Linked DNA regions of Homo sapiens: region 1 is linked to region 2. A link is an interaction called in ENCODE POLR2A ChIA-PET data of the cell type or tissue named here. Cell type or tissue: endothelial cell of umbilical vein. All regions are shown on one strand. Links, peaks and the distances in the headings refer to the core of each region. The heading gives the core; the rest is flanking DNA.

Region 1 (10,250 bases), core at 1,321-9,320, 63 kb before region 2:
CAGATCCAGCTTGACTACACCTTTGGAAGCTGACAGACACAGAGCTACTCCCACAAAACCTAGACAACCCATCCATTCCTGATGCCGCTGTAAAGATTAATAACACGGAAGCGATGGGGCCTGAAGAGACTCAGGAAAGGAAGAGAAGGCATTTCCTAAGGGGATGGTATAAACTGAAACTGCGTGGTCAGGTATTTCTCAGACCCTAGCAGGGGCAGCCTCGCTGGGATGGCGGGAGAAACACAAGACAAAGGAATGAATCGGCCAAGGCAACTGGGGAGGAGCTGGGGAAGCCAAGGCCCCAACTGAGCCCGGCTGCCCAGGCTTCCCTCTAGAGGTCCTGGGAAGACATCCCTCTGACCTCTGCCCAATCTTCCTCTCTCTGAACTACATCCACCTCCTGTCCTCACAGAAAGCATCCTGAACTGGCTAACCACAGCCACCAAGGTGACAGGAAAGCCATATAATTCCTCCAGGTCACAGTTTTCACTGTAGGATGTATCACCATCTGAAAGACATGACCACCCCTTCCATACACCACTCCTGCAATGTTATGGTGACAACATGAGATCCTGAGCTCACGTGCCCTGCCAGCTCTCAGTGAGTAATGTGTGCATGAACTTGCTGTGAGTAATGTGTGCATAAACCTGTCTCTGCTCATGAGTCAGTCCCAAATCCTTTAGACCTGCTCAGTTCACAGAAGGGAAAATGTTAAGTCCTGATCCTTCTCTTTCTCTATGCAGAGAAAAGGAACAGTGGCTGCAGACTAAAGTCAGAAGTCTAGGGCTCTAGTGACTATAAACTAGTGTTTTTATTTGAGACAGAGTTTCGCTCTTGTTGCCCAGGCTGGAATACAGTGGCACGATCTCGGCTCACTGCAACCTCCACCTCCCAGGTTCAAGCAATTCTCCTGCCTCTGTCTTCCAAGTAGCTGGGATTATAGGCACCTGCCACCACGCCCAGCTAATTTTTGTATTTTTAGTAGAGACGGGGTTTCGCCATGTTGGCCAGCTGGTCTCAAACTCCTGACCTCAGGTGATCCACCTGCCTCGGCCTCCCAGAGTGCTGGGATTACAGGTGTGAGCCACCGCGCCCGGCCTATAATCTAGTTCTAATTCTGCCACTGACTAGCGATGTTACCTTAGATGAATCCCTTCACTTCTCTGAGCCTCAGTTTCCTCGTCTGAAAACTGAGTAGGAAGGGGAAGGGTAAGAATGGAAGGAGAAAAGCTAAATGATTTCTAAATTTTAGAAGTACTTGGTTCAACAACATAGGTGAATCAGAAAAACACACTGAGCTTTGAACACAAGCACAAAAGATCAATCCTGTATACTGTATAATTCCATGTATGTGAAGTAGAGAACTGGAAAAATGACCCTTTGGCCAGAACTTGGAGCTCACAGGCCAGAACAGTGAAGATCTGGGGTGAGTGGTTTGAGAGGGGCACGAGGAAACTTCCTCGAGGGATGGAGACATTCCCTGTTTGAGTGGCCATTATACAGTGTGCACAGATGCAAACTTTCACTGAACTGTACACTTTAGGCCTATGTACTGCAGTGTACATACATACCTCAACAACATTTTTGAAGAGAAAAACAGTGCTTGGTAGACAGGAAACATGATTTAGCAAGTTTAGCAAATGAGCCAGGAGGTACCCCCTCATCTGCCCTTGTACCTCAAGTCCTGACCAGGAGCCCCAGAGACCAAAGCTAACCCCAGGTAAGGATCAGTCATGCCTGTGTGGGGCTCTCAAGGCTGCACACAGAGCACCAAGGATATGCTTAATCTCCCTACACTCTAACCCTTGGCCAGAGCCTGAGCCCCACCTCCCACCACCCAAGAGTGAATAGGCACTGAAGCAGCCCACACGCAGTGGAGGTCAGGGACAGACACACAAAACTGGCCCTTACACCTCTGGAGAGACTGGCGGGGTGGGGCTGACCGCCACCTTCTCCTCAGGATCCTCTGCCTCTTCCTGCCCAGGGCCCAGCTCCTCGGCCTGGGAATGCTGCTCCTTGCCCTTCTCACAGGCAGCAGGTGGGCTTGGGGCCTGCTCCCTTGATAGCAGTAAGGAAACAACTGTGTTAAAGCCAGTAAGAAAGCAAGAGGCTTAAGATGTACGCCATTTGGGGTCAAAGAGCTATGACAGAGACAAGAGAGACAGCCCAACAATTTCCCTACCTCGGGTCTTAGACCTCCCTCTCCCCGCCCTTCCTCTCCCTGAATTATTTGCATCAAAGACTAGAGACTCCTGCCTCACAATGGAAGCAAGATGGTTATGGTACCCCAGGAGCTCCGTACACAGCAGGTGTTCAGTGGATGCTGTTGATTGCACATCGATGCTGCTCAGGTTCCCTAGTGACTCATTCCAACCCAATGAATTCTAAGACCAGCATGTTTCTCTTGCTAGGGGGACAGACAACTAGCAAATGTCCACCACGCTCTTGACTAGGCTAAGAAAAAAGGTCCTCTCAGCTGGACCCAGAGTTATCTGGGCTTCCCTCTCCCTGGGCCGAGCACATAACAGGGCTCCAGCTGGGGTTGCTGAATGACAAGAAGTAGGATGACTATTGGAAACAGGGGTGCTGGTAGGGAGGGGACTAGAGAAAGGGCTTCCCTGACAGGAATGGAGCAGCCAGGGTGATACCAGTCTCTGCTCCAGCCCCTTGCAGGGAGGCAGCTGTGACAAAAGAGACACCTCCTTATTCAAGAGTTTCTAAGTTCCTCTAATCAGACCACATACCCTGATTTCAGCTGTAGACTGAGGACTAGGAAGAGGCACATTTCCTCATATCCAGATCCCATGGGACACTAAGCAGAGCCTCTGCTGCTGCTGCTGCTGAGGCTACAAACCCGCCCCAGCTCCCCACTCCCTCCCCAAGCCAACCCCACCCCCATCTCTCTCAGCACTAGCACACATACCCACTACACACAGAGCAGCCACCAGCCCTCATCCTCATGAGGATGCTTCCCCTCATCCTTACCTCTGGAGGGACAGCTGCAGGCTGAGGCTGGCTGCAGAGTCCTCCCCAAGCTCCTCTGCCTCCTTCCACTCGGGCTGCCCCTCGGGGCCCTGGGGAGGCTCTTCTTCAGTGGCCAGGCTGCGAGGGGGACTCTGGGCCCGCTCCTCGTGTGGAAGTGGAGGAGATAACCTGGTCAGGCCGGGCAGAGCAGCAGAGTCAGGCCCCTCCATTTGGAGAGCGGGAAGAGAACTGGGGAGTACAGTGTGTGGACCTAGGTCATTGCCTCCTCCTGGGTTATGCTCCAGCCCCACCCCCACATCCATCCATGGAGAGCCATAGCAGGGCAAGGCAGCCACACATGTGGGAAGGATAGACTCCCTCCTGAGCCCTCCTTTTACCTAGACTGGAGTCAGGCTCCACAGGGGTCCCTATACTGCCTCTGCTTGGTTCAGGAGTAAGAGCAGGACACACTCACAAGTATACCCATCCCCAGAGCTCACCAGCACTGGGGCCAGGGAGGGGTGGAAGAACTAAGTGGGGAGAAAAAGAGAAGCCAGACTCAAGAGGTCAAACTAGAAAAATGCATGAAGCTGTCATGGATAGTTTTTGCAGGTCCAAAAGTGAAATGACCATTCTCCTTCCCCTTCTAGGGTGGCAGCCCTTGTCATGGGGCTCAGGCCGGAGAAGCTGAGAGCCCCTGTCACATCACACACAGTTGCACTCTCACAGATAGCTACAGCCATTTCTGATGTGGCAGGGCCCTGGCTCAGAACTCTTGAGCTGCAGTACCAACCCTCCAATGCGACTCCTCCAGACCTCCACAAGGTTTCTTCAGCCCTGGCCCATAACCAGGCACACACACAGCTTCATCAGCCCTGGCCCCACAATGGTGCCCAGAGTCCTGCCAATTGTACCCAGTGGCACTTCACATTCCCATCTTGGTGAAGAAACAAAGGGTCTGCTCATGCATGCAAACATATACACACATTGCCAGTACACACACGTGCACACACATATACACACGCATGTGCACACACAGACCCTGCAAGGCCATCCAGCCAGTTCATCACCTGCTGCCAAGCAACTGTACACTGAGCCAGGCCGGCCACCAAAGCCAAGAATTCTGCCCAAGTCCACACCACCCTGAAGGCACAGCGCTGGGGATAGCCTCCCACCTATGGTACCTCTCCTCCAGGCCTTTGGACTGCTTGCTCTGCAGCTCATCTTGGCTGGACTGGCTGTCATCCTTGTCTTCTATTCCCAGTGGTTGCTGGGCCTGTAGGAGAGAAGCAATAAAAAGTTTGTGTTGGAGGGACTGCATTTGGGTCCCTCCATCCTCCTGCTGGCTCTCAAGCTTAGACGAAAGCACTGAGAAGTTGCTCTCCAGAAGATGGGACCATACGGGACGTAGAACAGAAGGTTGATCTACTGCACAGTGAAGCTTCCCCAAGCTTTGGCTAGGTTCACAGCTGCTCCCTGGGTCAGCCTTGAGGCCTGGGGAAGATGTGGCAGAAGACCACAGCCACTACACAGAGAGTCAGGAGCCAGAGGCTGAAGGAGAACACACAAGAAAAAGAAAATCCTGCCTCCTGCTGCTGGAAGCCTGCACTGTGAGCTGTGCAGAGAAAGCAGAGAAATCCATGAGTACCCCAAATCCACAGAGGCCCAGATTAGCAGTGCCAGTGAATGACAAGCGTGCTGAAATTACGAGGGCAGAATCGGGGGCCACAGGCAAGCACATGAGAAAGGATAAGTCCTGGAGAGATGGAGTCCTGGTAGAATGAGAGAGACAGCTGTGCCAGAGACAAAAAGGGCACCACCTGGCACCTGGAGGAAGGAAGACAAAGTGCTCCTTCGCTACATTCAGGGTCCCCGCAAGCACCCTGGCCCCATCAGCAGACAATGATGCCCCCTTCCCAGTCAGCAATTACATCATCCATCAAAAACAAAACAAAACAGAACAAAAATCTCATTTTAAAGCTTGGGTGACTAGTGACATTTAGCAAGTTGGTTTAAAAAAAAAAAAAAAAAAAAAAAGGAAGAACTATTCTTTGAGGCAAGGTCTCACTTTGTCACCCAGCCTGGAGGGGAGAAATATTCATGATCATTTCAAATATTTTCCACAGAGGTACAGTAGTGTAGTCGGCCTGGGGTCAACCCTTTGTTCTAGCTCTTCCTGCCTAGGAAGTCTGTCTCCTCCACTGTATAAAATGGGATAGCAAACTGCAACTCACAGGGCTTCTGGTGAGGATTAAATCAGCTCATATACGTAAGGCCCAGCTCGTGACCCAAAGAAGGCACGCCATCAATGTTAGCTCCTCTTCCCACATTCCTCTCCCTCTCCCCCAGCCTAAGGTAAAAAACAAAAAGAAAAGACTCTGCCAGTGCCAGTCCCCATCCTAGGACCTGCACTCCTTCTGTCACACCGACAGGAGCCCCGTCTGTTCTGGGACACAGGGTCAACAGGAGAGGTGGGGCGGGAGACAGCTCACTCCATCTTTCCCAGTAGGGTCCCCAGCCCTGTGCCCACAGCCCCCATACCTCTCCACTGGCAGCCTAAGCCCCAGCAGCTGTGGCTAACCCTGCCATCTGGATGGGTGAGGAAGGGCAGGGCTTGAACTAAAACCCAGCTCCCCCAAATTACATTAAAAATAGAAATGCTGCCTGTGAGTACCTCCCGGTGCCTGTAGCAGAAGGGCTCCCTGCCAGGGCTGCCACTCCTCATCACATCAGCACGGGCAGAGCCTGCAGACAATGGCAGGGCACGCAGCCTTTCCTGCCCCACCTCTTTCCCCTTCGAGGGTGCAACTCACAACTTGTCTTCCCCCACAGACCACACCATGCTCATCAAATATCTCCCTCTCTCACCTGTCGAGGTGACAGGCCCACTCCATTTAACAAACTAAAATATAAGATGAGTAATGAAGTGGGGGTGATAGTAATAAAAATAGGGGGACTGAGCCCTGAGTCAGAAAGGACTCCGGGGCTATCAGCCATACACCATAAGAAAAAAGGCAGCAGACAGGAGGGCTGGCTGCAGACCATGGCTTTCTGGCCTCTGCCTTCTTGTTTCACCTATATTTCTGTGAGAAACTGAACTATCCCCCACTGACAGAGAAAAGGGGATCCTCGGGGAAATACCCAGATGGACGGTCCTCTTGATAGAGAGGGTCCTCTTCCTTAACTTTTTTGCTCCAGAAAAGGAAGCAAAGGATCCAGATGAGGAAAGCAGCCAAGGTCAGCATTCTTCAGAAAGGGGAGACAATCGCACATCCTAAGCCTCTGGCCTAAAATACCATTTCCCTCTCCTTAACTTGGCTCTAGGGTCTTGTTTTCATTTAAGATGCAGTCCTCAGTTAAATAAACCATGGTGTATTCATACAGCAGAAGACTGTGCAGCCAACAAAAAGAATATGGTAGATCTAAATGAAATAACTCAGAAATAAGTCAAGTGCCTATTCTCAAATTTAAAGAGCACATCACCATGCAGTTTAGGTAGCACAATCCCAATTTTTATGGGAAGAAAAAAGATAAGAGAAAATAGATATATGCTTATATGTACACAGAAAATTTTCTGGAAAGGTACATGAAAAATGTGAATGGGAACTATCCATAGTCCCTGCCTGTGTAAGGCTACAGGAAGCTGAGAACTTGGATCTTCTGTATTACTTGAAACAATTTTATAATCACTTTTCTAATTCATTATGAAATGTATTATGTTTGCCGAGCACGGTGGCTCATGCCTGTAATCCCAGCACTTTGGGGGGCCAAGGCGGGCAGATCACCTGAGGTCAAGAGTTCGAGACCAGCCTGGCCAACATGGGGAAACCTCATCTCTACTAAAAATACAAAAAAAAAAAAATTAGCCGGGCATGGTGGTGGATGCCTGTAGTCCCAGCTACTTGGGGAGGCTGAGACAGGAGAATCGCTTGAACCCAGGAGATGGAGGTTGCAGTGAGCCAAGATCATGACACTGCACTCCAGCCTAGGTAACAGAGGGAAACTCCATCTCAAAAAAAGAAAGAAAAGAAAAGAAAGAAAGAAAGAAATGTATTATGTCTAATTCATTATAATCGTTTTTTGTGGTGATGGTTGTGAAGGTATATAATACGGTAAAACTTATCAAATAAATGTGCAGTTTATTGTATGTCAATTTTATCTCAATAAAGCTGCATTGCAAATATTTTAAATGAACAAAAACTAGTATAGCTCAGTTATAAGCCTTCTGCCCTGGTCCTGCCCTTGAGAGAGACATGGAAAATACGGCAAAATGGGCAAGAGCGCACAGGAAGAACAGAAGATGGCATCTACAGTTCTGTCCCATGAAGGGGCTGCTGCTCTCTCCTCCAGCTCCACCTCCCCATCTCGACCCCTCCACCCCCAGAGATGGCAGACAGCTGGAAGCTGAGCCTGCAAAGGCTTGGCTACTTGGTCAGCCACACTGAGCACTGTTACCCACATCACAACAGGCAGGTCACAAGGTATAGCTTAGGGGAGGGGTCCCCAACCCCCAGGCCACAGAGCAGGGGGTGAACAGTGGGCAGGCAAGCAAACATTATCACCTGAGCTCCACCTCCTGTCAGATCAGCAGTGGCACTGGGTTCTGACAGGAGCATGAACCCTATCGTGATCTGTGCATGCAAGGGATCTAGGTTGCGCACTCCTCATGAGAATCTAATGCCCCCACCCCTGGCCCCATCTGGAAAAACTGTCTTCCAAGAAACTGGTCCCTGATGCCAAAAAGGTTGGGGACCGCTGGCTTAGGGCTTCCTCTGCCAGGGATGGCCACCTCAGGAGGCTGCACTTCGTGAGAACCAAAACCAAGTCAGGTCCTGCTACTGCGTTACAGCAAGTGGCATAGCCCAAAAAGAGGCTGCTGGCCACATCAGGTCTTAGGTAGACCCAGAAATCTGTCTTTTTTTCAAGCTCCCAAGTAATTCTGATACTGGCCAGGTGTTGGACCCCAAACAATGGAATCCACCTCCACTGCACTGACTCAGTAACTTTCCCACTCACCTACTGCCAAAGGAGCCTCACAATTCGCCTGCTCCAAACCTTTCCTGACTAATCCCACCTTCCTTTGACTGTGCCTTCACATCTCTTTAGCACTGCAAACAGGATGACCAAGATCCAACAAGGACCTGGTAGCTGGACAGTGGCCCAGAAAGGTTTTATCAGCCAGAGCTGAGAGGAACATGTTGGGCTCAAATGCAACTGGCCTGCCTCTAGCACACATTTCACTAAAGGCTCCAAGGCTGCCTCTAGCACACATTTCACTAAAGGCTCCAAGGCTGGGTTCGTATTAAACATCTTGTTTGTTTCACCCAACAAATTTCCATTTTGCCCAAACCAAATGTTCCCTTACACTTGCAGAGATCATGTGCCAGAACTGCTCTTCTAACCAATCCACAAAGAAAAAGAAAAGTCTTCTTGGCTTGAAGCTCCTTAAGGACAGGATCTCTGTTTGAGCCATCTTTGTACCACACATGGGTCAATCATCATCCATGCCCACACAGAGCTAACATCTGGCAGGGGAGACAGACAAACAACCATCAAACAAAACAAGAGTGACTAAACGGAGCAAAGAAAGGGAACAATTCATCCCATTTGAGGAGGAGGTGTCAGAGGTGAACCTCCAGGACCAAAAAAGAGCTTGCTGGGAAAAATGGGAAAGCAGAGTGGCAGGCAGAGGCGTGGCGGAGGTGGAGTGTGCCCCAGCAATAGCGAGCAGCAGATCCAGCTGGTGAGCAGCAGGTGGGCTGGGCATGTAAAGAGGATGAATGGGCCAGGATGGGAAGTGCCTTGAAATCTACAATCTACACAGCGCTTTGCACATGAGCAGACAGTCCACTCTTCAGCTGCTGAATGAGTGGATAAATGGATAAATACATGGTGGAAGAGGGCTTTAATTTATAGCAACAATGCAGGAATGGTCAGAAGCCCCGTGAAAGGCAGTCAGGACCATGCCTTAATGAATTAGAAGGGAGAGGACTTACAGAAATGCACCCTGTGATGGGCAGGGCTCAGTTCTGGGTCATCCGAAAAAGTTGTGAGGGAAAATGAGGCCCCAGCTCAGCCCACCACCCACAGAAACTCACCTGCCGACAAGCTCCACCCAGGACTGGGGAAAGCACATCAACATCCAGCAGGTGCTCCGAGATCCGGCTGCGAAAACCGAAGTCCTGGAGACAGTGGAGATGCAAAGGTCAACTCTGCCTCTGTCACAGTCAACACCCACCAGGCCTCTTCACTACCCCAACTCCACTTTCCAGAAAGATGTCTATTATGTGCCCAGCTCTGTGCCAAACATTTCAACATCTACTAATTTCATCTTCAAAATGACACTGTGACTCAATGGAAAGATATGTCAAGCAAGTATGGTAAAATGTTAATTGTGGCCTATAGATGGTGAGTATGTGGGTATTCACTGTACAATTTTTTTAATTGTTCCATATATTTGAAACTTTTCATAAGAAAATTATGGGGAAAAAATAACCCTGTGAGACTAAAACTCTTTCCCTCATCCCACAGATAAGGAAGCAGGTTGGAGAGCACATATAACTCGCCCAGGGTCACACAGCTGATAAGCAAGGGGCCTGGGGGTCAGATGGGGCCCCGCACTGACTCCAAAGCCCAAGCTCTTTCCATGACACATGCTGCGAAGGATGTCACTTTCCAGCTGTCTCTCCCTCTCCGTGGTGCCCAACCAGGCATGAGAAGAGATGCCAACATCCCCAGAAAACCTGTGGGCAGTTTGGAAATGAGCCTTGGTGGGCTCTTTCCAGCTCGTTCCATCCCCTTTCCATACAGGTTCCCCTCTGGACAATGAGAGTTAATTAGTGATGATTCCTGCACTGGCTTCTCTTTGGGACAGGCAGCAAGTGCCCACACTGGTGCCAGTTTGTTGCTGTCCTTTGGCTGCCACAGGCCCACGATCCCACCCTCTCTGAGCCTAAGATCCCTGCTGGGCTAAGTGAAGGACTGCTACCCAACAGCATGTTAATGGGGAGAGTTCTGTCACATCAGCCCTGATTAATGGTGGGACGCCCAGACAAAGTCTGGTCCTGCTGTCCACAGCCTCCTCCATCTACTTCCATAGAGAAGAAAAACGCTGATGGGCACGTTTCTCCACATGGGTGACTGCTTTAGAAGAGCCAGCCCCCTTGCTTCCGAGAGAGCTGTGACATGGCGATTCTTCATGGACAGTTTTTGCCAACAACGACTTTTTGCCTTCCCTTTCTAGCTTGTGGGTTTTTCTTCTTTTTTGGTGACATTTTCCTTTCAGT
Region 2 (10,250 bases), core at 975-8,974:
TTGTATCCTCAGTGCCTAAAATAGTGCTTAGCGTGTAGTAGGCACTCAGTGTACATTTACTGAATGAATGAATGAGCAAACTAAGGAAGAAATTAAACCCTACACTTCAAAGGAAACCACTGTTGACACTGTGGGTGCTATCTTCCATATTTTTTTATGCTTATGCAGATGTAAATGTATATACCTACATATTTATGCATATATGCACAGCCCATTCTTTTTAATTTTTACAGAAATGAGATCATAATGTTATTGTTCTAACATGTGCTTTTTTTTTTTTTTTGATACGTAGTCTCACTCTGTCACCCAGGCTACAGTGCATTGGCATGATCTTGGCTCACTGCAACCTCCGCCTCCCGGGTTCAAACAATTCTCTGCCTCAGCCTCCCGAGTAACTGGGATTCCAGGCATCCGCCACCACGCCCAGCTAATTTTTGTATTTTTAGTAGAGACAGGGTTTCACCATCTTGGCCAGGTTGGCCCTGAACTCCTGATTCACGCGCCTTGGCCTCCCAAAGTGCTGGGATTCCAGGTGTGAGCCACCACGTCAGGCCCCTGACATGCTTTCTTTAACTTGTCATAAACAGGCCGGGCGCGGTGGCTCACACCTGTAATCCCAGCACTTTGGGAGGCCGAGGCAGGTGGATCACGAGGTCAGGAGTTCGAGACCAGTCTGGCCAACGTGGTGAAACCCCATCTCTACTAAAAACACAAAAATTAGCCAGGCTGGCCAACATGGCAAAACCCCATCTCTACTAAAAATACAAAAATTAGCCAGACATGGTGGCACACGCCTGTAATCCCAGCTACTCAGGAGGCTGAGGCAGAGAATTGCCCAACGTGGTGAAACCCCATCTCTACTAAAAACACAAAAATTAGCCAGGCTGGCCAACATGGCAAAACCCCATCTCTACTAAAAATACAAAAATTAGCCAGACATGGTGGCACACGCCTGTAATCCCAGCTACTCAGGAGGCTGAGGCAGAGAATTGCTTGAACCTGGGAGGTGGAGGTTTTAGTGAGCCAAGACTGTGCCACTGCACTCCAGCCTGGAAGGCCAGTTTATAAGAAGCTATCCCATTGTTTTTAATGGTTACTTAGGATTTCATTGAACAAATGTCTTGTTCCCTATTTAATTTTTTTTTTTTTTTTGAGACCGATTCTCACTGTCACCCGACTGGAGGGCAGTGGCGCAATCTCGGCTCACTGCAACCTCTATCTCCCAGGTTCAAGCGATTCTCCTGCCTCAACCTCCCAAGTAGCTGGGATTACAGGCATGTGCCATCACACCTAGCTAAATTTTTTTTTTTGAGACAGTCTTGCTCTGTCACCCAGGCTGGAGTGCAGTGGTGCAATCTCGGCTCACTGCAACCTCCACCTCCCGGGTTCAAGCGATTCTCCTGCCTCAGCCTCCCAAGTAGCTGTGATTATGGGCACCCACCACCATGCCTGGCTAATTTTTTTGTATTTTTAGTAGAGACAGGATTTCACCATGTTGGCCAGGCTGGTCTCAAACTCCTGACCTCAGGTGATCCACCCACCTCGGCCTCCCAAAGTGCTAGGATTACAGGCTTGATGATTATTTTTGGTTTTGCTTAAAGAGATGGGGTCTTGCTCTGTCTCCAGGCTGGTCTTGAACTCCTGGCCACAAGCGATCCTCCCACCTCAGACTCCCAAGTGGCTTGGATTACAGGCGTGAACTATCACACCCAGCTTCATTTGTTTTGAATCCAAGGTTTTGCCATAGTACACACTGCTGAAATATTGTTGTTTTTGTTGGAAAGGGTCCTAGAAATGCCATTGCCCAAAGAGTTTGCATTTTTAACATATTAATAGGCATTGCAAATTACTCTCCAAAAATGGAATAATTTACAGTCCAAACAATACCTTCACCAATACCAAATGTTACCAATCTGAGAGGAGACGAAAGAAAGAAAAAGGAACAAAGAATCTACTGTTTTACTTTGTGTTCTTTCAACTATTAACGAAGTTAAGCTTTTTTCAAGGTTTTTTATGTTTATCATCCATTTGAATTTCCTCTGTGAATTAACTGTTCACATTCTTTGTTCATTTTTCTTTTTCTTTTCTTTTTTGTGTTTTGTTGTTGTTTTTCCTCACTCTTTCCCCTTACCCTTTGTTCATTTTTCTATCAGGTTGTTTGGGATTTATATTGATTTGTAGAAGCTCTTTGCACATTATAAACATTAGCCCTTTGTCTCTATTGTGTGATAAATGTTGTTTCTTAATCTGTGACTGATCTTTTAACTTTGTAAATGTCAGTTTTCTCAGTAGTTGCAACAGTAATAATCCTAATAGCTGACCTTTATTGAGCACTTACAATATGCTGGACACCATTCTAAATGCTTTACATGGATTGTCTCATCGAATTCTTACCTTTTGAGGTTTGAACTATTAATATCATTATCTCCATTTTACAAATGATAAAATCAAGTCTCAAAAAGGGGCCAGGCAAGTTGGCTCACGCCTGTAATCTCATCACTTTGGGAGGCTGAGGCAGGCAGATAACTTGAGGTAAGGAGTTAGAGACCAGCCTGGCTAACATGGTGAATTCCCGTCTCCACTAAAAATACAAAAATTAGCTGGGCGTGCTGGCGCGTGCCCGTAGTCCCAGCTACTTGGGAGGCTGAGGCAGGAGAATCGCTTGAGGAGGCAGAGGTTTCAGTGAGCTGAGATCATGCCACTGCATTCCAGCCTGGGTGACAGAGGGAGACTCCGTCTCAAAAAAAAAAAAAATTAGCCAGGCATGGTGGTGTGCGCTTGTAATCCCAGCTACTCAGGAGGCTGAGGCACAAGAATCGCTTGAACCCAGGAGGAGGAGGTTGCAGTGAGCTGAGATGAAGCCACTGCACTCCAGCCTGGGTGATAAAGTGAGACTGTTTCAAAAAAAAAAAAAAGGACTCAAAAAGTAAGTAACCAGAGTGGGCTCTCCCAGTTACTAATTGAACCAGAATTAGAACACTGGTGGTATTGGAATACTTCTGATTCTACAGAAGTTTTAAATATTTAAGTCATCAAATCCATCCAGTTTTTGGGTTTGTTTACCTTCTAGGGTTTGTTAGGGAGGTCTTCTTCAATATAAGATCATGAAAATATTCTATTTTTCCTGTAGTTTTATTTTAATGTTAAATTCTTTAATCTATCTGGAGTTTATTTTCAGAGGAATGAAATTGGATTTGGTTTTTTTTCCTTCCAAATGGGCTGCCAGACGTCCCAACAACAGTTTTTGAATAATGCGTCCATTTTCCTCTAATACGAATGCCATCTCTATCATATCTACAATTCCCATAGATACATTTCTCTATTTTGATTTCGATTTTTTTAACTTGTGTCTAATCATCTTATTGATTAGGGTTTTCTATCCATATCATATAATCTGCAACTAATGATTCCTTTGCTTTCCAACATATATAACACTTTTTCCATTTTCTTGTCTTTTGAGTCAATCAGACCGGTCTGAACCGTGTAGGATAAGAGTAGAGATAATGATCGGCCGGGCGCGGTGGCTCACGCCTGTAATCCCAGCACTTTGGGAGGCCGAGGCGGGAGGATCACGAGGTCAGGAGATCGAGACCATCTTGGCTAACACGGTGAAACCCCGTCTCTACTAAAAATACAAAAAATTAGCGGGGCGTGGTTGCAGGCGCCTGTAGTCCCAGCTATTCGGGAGGCTGAGGCAGGAGAATAGCCTGAACCCGGGAGGCAGAGCTTGCAGTGAGCTGAGATCCCACCACTGCACTCCAGCCTGGGCGACAAAGCGAGACGCCTTCTCAAAAAAAAAAAAAAAAAGAGTAGAGATAATGATCTTTCCTTTCCAAAGCCTGCCTTTAATGGGAGTAACGTAGCCTGTTATTACTACATTTGTTGTTGTTGTCGTTATCTTGTTTAAAAAGTTTCCTGGCTGGGTACAGTGGTCCATGCCTATAATCCCAGCATTTTGGGAGGCCGACGTGGGCGGATCACTTGAGGCCAGGAGTTCGAGACCAGCCTGGCCAACATGGTGAAATCCCATCTCTACTAAAAATACAAAAATTAGCTGGGTATGGTGGCGCATGCTTGTAATCCCAGCTACTCAGAGGCTGAGGCATGAGAACTGCTTGAACCCGGGAGGCGGAGGTTGCAGACTTGAGACCATGCCACTGCACTCCAGCCTGGGTGACAGAGCAAGTCTCCTTTTCAAAAGAAAAATGAAGATTCCCTTTCATTTTTTAAAAAAATTAAATCAGAGTAACTGCTGAATTTTATCAATGGCTTTCCACATTTGATAAACAATATATTGTTAAAACCATACCGGCTTTTCTCCTTTAAGCTATTAGAACTCTAACGCTTTTGGTTCAAGGCTTTAAGCTCTTACCAGTTAATATAGAGATACTTTTCGGAGTGTTAACACTTTAAAGCTATCAACAGCCATTTCTCCTCAGTCTGGCTGATGGTGCAGAAAATCAGAGGAGCCATAAGGATTCAAGTAGAGCCTCAAGGGCACAAACAGGTTCAGATGGGAGAAGACCCACTGGCTCTTACCTGCCCGCAGATCGCAGGCGCAGGAGAAAATAAGACAACTGCACTTTCCCCTTTTGGACCCTGCTCCGCTGGTTTGCAGCCTGGAAAAACTCTTCCTCCCCTTTCATCCTGCTCCCTCAATCTCTGCTCGTGAAAATCCTACCCATTTTTAAACGCTCAAATTAAATACCACCTTCTCCCACTGAGTCTTCCCAGATCCCCTAGATGTCCCTCCAAATCCCTACTCCTTAATGCCACATCGTATAGTGTGAAACCCCACCGCGGCAGGAATCACTTAACTGTCCCGTGTAGAATCACCGTTTATTTCTCTCTGTATCTCCAGCGCCTGGCAGTGTGCCTGGCATACAGTGGGTGCTCCTTCCATGCTGAAAGAAAGACTGACAGACGGGAGGTGTGCCCCTCTCCATCCGTCTGGCCCTTCCCGCCAGGGCCTTGCAGGGCGGACTCCACCTCGGCAGAGGGCATCCCAGACCCCTCTCCAGCCCCGGAAGCCGGATTGCCTGCCATGGGAAGACTACACTTCCCAGCGATCCCAGGGAAAAGCGAAAACCTTTTGGCTTTGACAGCCGCCGCCACAAGTCTTTCCGCCTCCCCAGCCCGCCCGGGAGCTGCGAGCCGCGAGCTGGATTATGGTGGCCTGAGCAGCCAACGCAGCCGCAGGAGCCCGGAGCCCTTGCCCCTGCCCGCGCCGCCGCCCGCCGGGGGGACCAGGGAAGCCGCCACCGGCCCGCCATGCCCGCCCCTCCCAGCCCCGCCGGGAGCCCGCGCCCGCTGCCCAGGCTGGCCGCCGCCGTGCCGATGTAGCGGGCTCCGGATCCCAGCCTCTCCCCTGCTCCCGTGCTCTGCGGATCTCCCCTGACCGCTCTCCACAGCCCGGACCCGGGGGCTGGCCCAGGGCCCTGCAGGCCCTGGCGTCCTGATGCCCCCAAGCTCCCTCTCCTGAGAAGCCACCAGCACCACCCAGACTTGGGGGCAGGCGCCAGGGACGGACGTGGGCCAGTGCGAGCCCAGAGGGCCCGAAGGCCGGGGCCCACCATGGCCCAAGCCCTGCCCTGGCTCCTGCTGTGGATGGGCGCGGGAGTGCTGCCTGCCCACGGCACCCAGCACGGCATCCGGCTGCCCCTGCGCAGCGGCCTGGGGGGCGCCCCCCTGGGGCTGCGGCTGCCCCGGGAGACCGACGAAGAGCCCGAGGAGCCCGGCCGGAGGGGCAGCTTTGTGGAGATGGTGGACAACCTGAGGGGCAAGTCGGGGCAGGGCTACTACGTGGAGATGACCGTGGGCAGCCCCCCGCAGACGGTAAGGTGGTCAGGCCAGCCCTTAGCCCTCCGCCTGCATGAGCAGAGGGGAGACAGGATGGGGATGCCTCAAGCTAGCCCCTGCTCAAATGGGCTGGTGGGGACAGCAGGAGGGACCCCTCCCCAGCCATTCCCCGGGGGTCACGTGGTTGTTGGCAGAAGTGTTCCCAAGCTCCCCATTCCCTCCTCGTCTCCCCTGGCTGCCTAGTTCCCCTTGCTCCTCATCTGACACATACGCCGTCTGGAAGGATTTGAGGCAAGACAGACACATCAGCTGGGGACCCTGACCTGGAGGAAGGGTCCGCCACAGGGGCACTATAACAGGTGTCAGCCCCCTCTGACAGTGGCCCAGTCCGAGTCTCCCAAATCCCACCACTCTAGAGGTTGGCCACCCAACCTTGTCCCCTCCTCTGATTCCCACCATTGTTCCCAGTACCTCCAGGACCAAGGAATCCTGGCAGCAGTTGAATAAGCACCTTGCTCCCACCATCTGGGCTGCCACTGGTACGGCAAAGTGAGGTTGTCGAGGCCCCCCTGACTGCACTCCGCCCGGAAGCCCTGGACAGGCTCCTGCCGTCCCCTCCTCCTCCCCTTCTCCCTCTCGCGGTCTACACTCCGGCCCCTCCCCCACCCCACACCTCCCCAGGCCAGAGGGGAACTGAACTGAGCCTGGTGAAAGAACAAATGGTAGGAAAGGAGCCAGAGCTCCCTTTTAAGAGTGGGACTCCTTCCATGGCGGGGGAGAGGGGAGTTACAGAGAAAACACTGTTATGCCCTCCCCATCCTTCCTGACAATCTCCAAGGTACCTTCAAGGTGGCTGGTGGAGGTGGCACCCTCTGCACCTCTGTGGGTGAGCAGCCCTCCATGTGGGGTGCTGTGGCTGACCTCTGTGTGCATCTGCCGCCTCTGTGGGGCAGTCCGGGCCCGGGCAGCCCTGTGGTTCTGTGTATGCTGGTGCGTGTCACCTTGAATCTGATCCTGCACATCTGTGAGCCACCTCCGGATCTGTGTCTGGGAAGTCTGTCCTTGGGAGGGTCTGTGAAGGTGGGAGTGTGTTTGGGGTGGGCGGAGGGGACAGCCACACTTTCCTGAACTTCTCAGACAGCTGGATCTGGGAGAAACACAAACCCCCACCTCCCAATTACTTTACAGAAGCCAGCCTTCCTAGGTGCGTGCTCCCCAGCCCTACCTCTCAGCTAGTCGAAAGCCTGGTCTTCCCCACTTTCTCATCCTCTTTCCTGTGCACCATAACTTCCCCAGCAGTAGTCTCCAGTGGGAATTTGGGAGGGCAGGACAGAAGCCAAATCCAGGCCCTGAGCAAACAGAACGCTAGATGATATCGTCAGGGAGCAGCAGGTATGCAGAGACCTGGGACCTACTCCTGTTTCTGCGACTGACATGCTGTGCACACTGTGCATGGACCCCATGGCACGATGCAGGACGGGGCTGCAGAACCCACACAAGCTTTGAGGTCAGACAGTCCACGAATCCCAGCTCTACCACCCACAGCTTTTCCTCTTCTCAGCTGTGTGGCCTTGGGCAAATTGCATAACCTCTCTGAAACTACTGTCATATCTTTAAAATGAGTAGGAAATGAGACCTCCTTTGCAAGGTAATTGTGAGGATTAAGTTGTGAGGGTTAATTGTTCTAGGTGCTTTCACCCAGAACAATACACCAGCATATAAAACTGACCTCCAACAAATATGAAGTCACTTTATCCTTGTCTGGCCTGTTCTGCCTCTTCAATTCTATGCAATGAGGCATAAAAACTCGGATGTCCTGGGCCTCCACGTTTTACATGTATAAAACTGGGGTATCCTGTAATCCCAGCACTTTGGGGGGCCAAGGTGGGCAGATCACCTGAGGTCAGGAGTTCGAGACCAGCTTGGCTAACATAGCAAAACCCTGTTTCTACTAAAAATACAAAAATAATTCGCCGGGCCTGGTGGCATGCACCTGTAATCCCAGCTACTCAGGAGGCTGAGGCAGGAGAATCGCTTGAACCTGGGAGGCGGAGGTTGCAGTGAGACAAGATCGCACCATTGCCCTCCAGCCTGGGCAACAAGAGCAAAACTCTGTCTCAGAAAAAATAAAAACAAAAACAAAAACGGGGTATCCATTGCTGTACTTCCCTGATCCCCTGAAATAATGCATACATCCTGCAGCCCAGTACTTAGCAGAGAGTAATTGCTCAATAAATGTCAGTTCCTTCCTCGTTCCTTTCTAGAAGAGGAAAGTGGGCTTAAAGTTCAACACCAGTCCAGGAAGCTAGTGCCAGGGAGCCCACAACTAAAGCAACTGTGTGGCTTGCACTATGATTTCTAACTAAGCCTGCATCAGCCAGTCTCTGCTCTCTGGTGGCTTGGACTCTCTCCCCATCTGTCTGTAAGAAGGACGCCCTTTCTTCCTACCTGGCGCGGCTGTTGTAAGTGCCAAATGAGAACTTGGATGGCATTGTATTCTGAACAAGAAAAAGTAAAATTTGGGGAGCACTTTCTCTGTGCTAGGCAATTAATTGGTGGTGCCTGGGGGCTGATCCACAAAGAGACAAGAAGACATGTTTTCTGCCCACATAGAGTTACAGTGGAAGTGAAAGGGCGGAAGTGACGAGTACAAGGTCATCCATGCAGATATACTCAAAGCGAGGTCGGCAAACCCTCATTGGAGTCAGCTAAAAATGTAAATTCCCTGGCCCCATCCCTGACCTCTAGAGACAGGATCTCTGACAGTGGGGCCCCGTAGTTTGTGCCTCAAATTTGAGAACCATTTATGGCTGGACGCGGTGGCTCACGCCTGTAATCCCAACACTTTGGGAGGCTGAGGCCGGCGGATCACCTGAGGTCAGGAGTTCGCGACCAGCCTGGCCAACGTGGTGAAACCCCATCTCTACGAAAAATGCAAAAATTATCTGGGCATGGTGGCAGGCGCCTATAATCCCAGCTACTCGGGAGGCTGAGGTAGGAGAATTGCTTGAACCCAGGAGACAGAGGTTGCAGTGAGCCGAGATCACGCCATTGCACTCCAGCCTGGGTGACAGAGCGAGACTCCGTCTCAAAAAAAAAAAGAAAAGAGAATAATGTATTTATAGGAGTGCAGAGAGTGAGTGCCACAGGTGTTCAGAAAGTGATAAACTCATCCAGGAAAGCCGCACCAGGGACATGTGCTCTGAGCATGGTCTTGAAGGATGGACAGGAGTGGCAGGCTATTCCCAGGGGGCAGATGGCACCATACTATCCCACTGTACTGTAATTGCACGTTACACGTATGTCCATGTCTGCTCCTTCCCACCCTACCCCCTTAAAATTGGGAGAGTCCACAGTGAATGAGAGGATGAGTTATGGATGTTAGGGCTTAAGCATGGTTGTTTAGGAGACAATAGAGAGCCAGTCCTGTTAATATTACAGGTTTAGGCTAAGACCAGATAAGTTTGGGTAAATAAAATAGAGCCAAATAGCCATAAAGCTTAAATGTGAGACTATAAGGTTTGGACTTTGGCCTTCAGATATAAGGGAAAATCTGAATTTATTGGGGCAGGGGAATGACATGAAGAAAGCAATCTTTCAGGAAGAGACATCTGAATTTTAAAAAGAGTGGGGGCTGTGTGTGGTGGCTCACGCCTGTAATCCCAGCACTTTGGGAGGCCAAGGCAGGTGGATCACAAGGTCAGGAGTTCGAGACCAACCTGGCCAATATGGTGAAACCCCGTCTCTACTAAAAATACAAAAATTAGCTGGGTGTGGTGGCGCGTGCCTGTAGTTCCAGCTACTCGGGAGGCAGAGGCAGAAGAATCTCTTGAACCCGGGAGGCAGAGGTTGCAGTGAGCTGAGATTGCGCCACTGCACTCCAGCCTGGGTGACAGAGCAAGACTCCGTCTCAAAAAATAAATAAAAATAAAAAGAGTAGGACTGAAAGACACAGGCACAGGGGGCTGTCACAACAGTCCAGGTGTGAGGCCCTCTATGACAAGGAGGGCATGAGGCTGCAATAAGATGGAAAGAGAAAGGAAGGGCAGGATGCAGAGAACGTGCCAGGGCAGGTGGGAAGGATTTGGTGACATTGGTGTGAAGGGAAAGGAAGAGGGCATCAAAGATGGTTTTGAGATTCTGATCTGGGGTGAACTGGAGGATAACAAGACTGTGGGAATAGGAAAGGTGGCAGGAGGGGATGGCTTATAGTACTTGTATACAAATTTATTTGCTTGTTTATTAATTACAGGGTCTCTCTCTGTTGCCCAGGCTGGAGTACAGGGGCACAATCGTAACTCCTGGGCTCAAGTGATCCTCCTGCCTCAGGCTCCTGAGTAACTTGGATTACAGGCACATGCCACCAGCCCCAGCTGATTTTTTCAAATTGTCTCACTATGTTGCCCAGGCTGGTCTCCAACTTCTGGGCTCAAGTGATACTTCCACCTTAG

The links. Peaks named below come from ENCODE experiments on the same cell type or tissue, not always from the same donor. Only the 100,000 strongest peaks of a DNase experiment are listed, where the experiment ranks them.
Region 1: POLR2A ChIA-PET joins it to region 2 with 5 read pairs; 5 of 35 experiments call an interaction of 5 or more read pairs at or near these places.

The regions. Positions count from the first base shown.
Region 1 is chr11:117,374,604-117,384,853 of GRCh38, reverse strand. It overlaps CEP164 (centrosomal protein 164), which reads right to left. Exons shown (of 33, transcript NM_014956.5): 11 at 9,063-9,146; 12 at 4,149-4,240; 13 at 2,986-3,153; 14 at 1,912-2,058. Among named protein-coding and RNA genes, the nearest start is that of CEP164, 52 kb to the right of the region's middle. RefSeq lists enhancers at 1,946-2,447, 2,615-3,140, 3,141-3,667. In endothelial cell of umbilical vein, for the core only: no CTCF peak of the experiment used is centred there; a DNase peak (open chromatin) is centred at 5,133; H3K27ac peaks cover 1,862 bases.
Region 2 is chr11:117,311,120-117,321,369 of GRCh38, reverse strand. It overlaps BACE1 (beta-secretase 1), which reads left to right and starts at 5,114. Exons shown (of 9, transcript NM_012104.6): 1 at 5,114-5,835. The coding sequence starts at 5,575. RefSeq lists silencers at 5,386-5,475, 5,566-5,675 and enhancers at 6,204-6,725, 6,726-7,248. In endothelial cell of umbilical vein, for the core only: no CTCF peak of the experiment used is centred there; DNase peaks (open chromatin) are centred at 1,789 and 5,039; H3K4me3 peaks cover 1,900 bases; H3K27ac peaks cover 353 bases.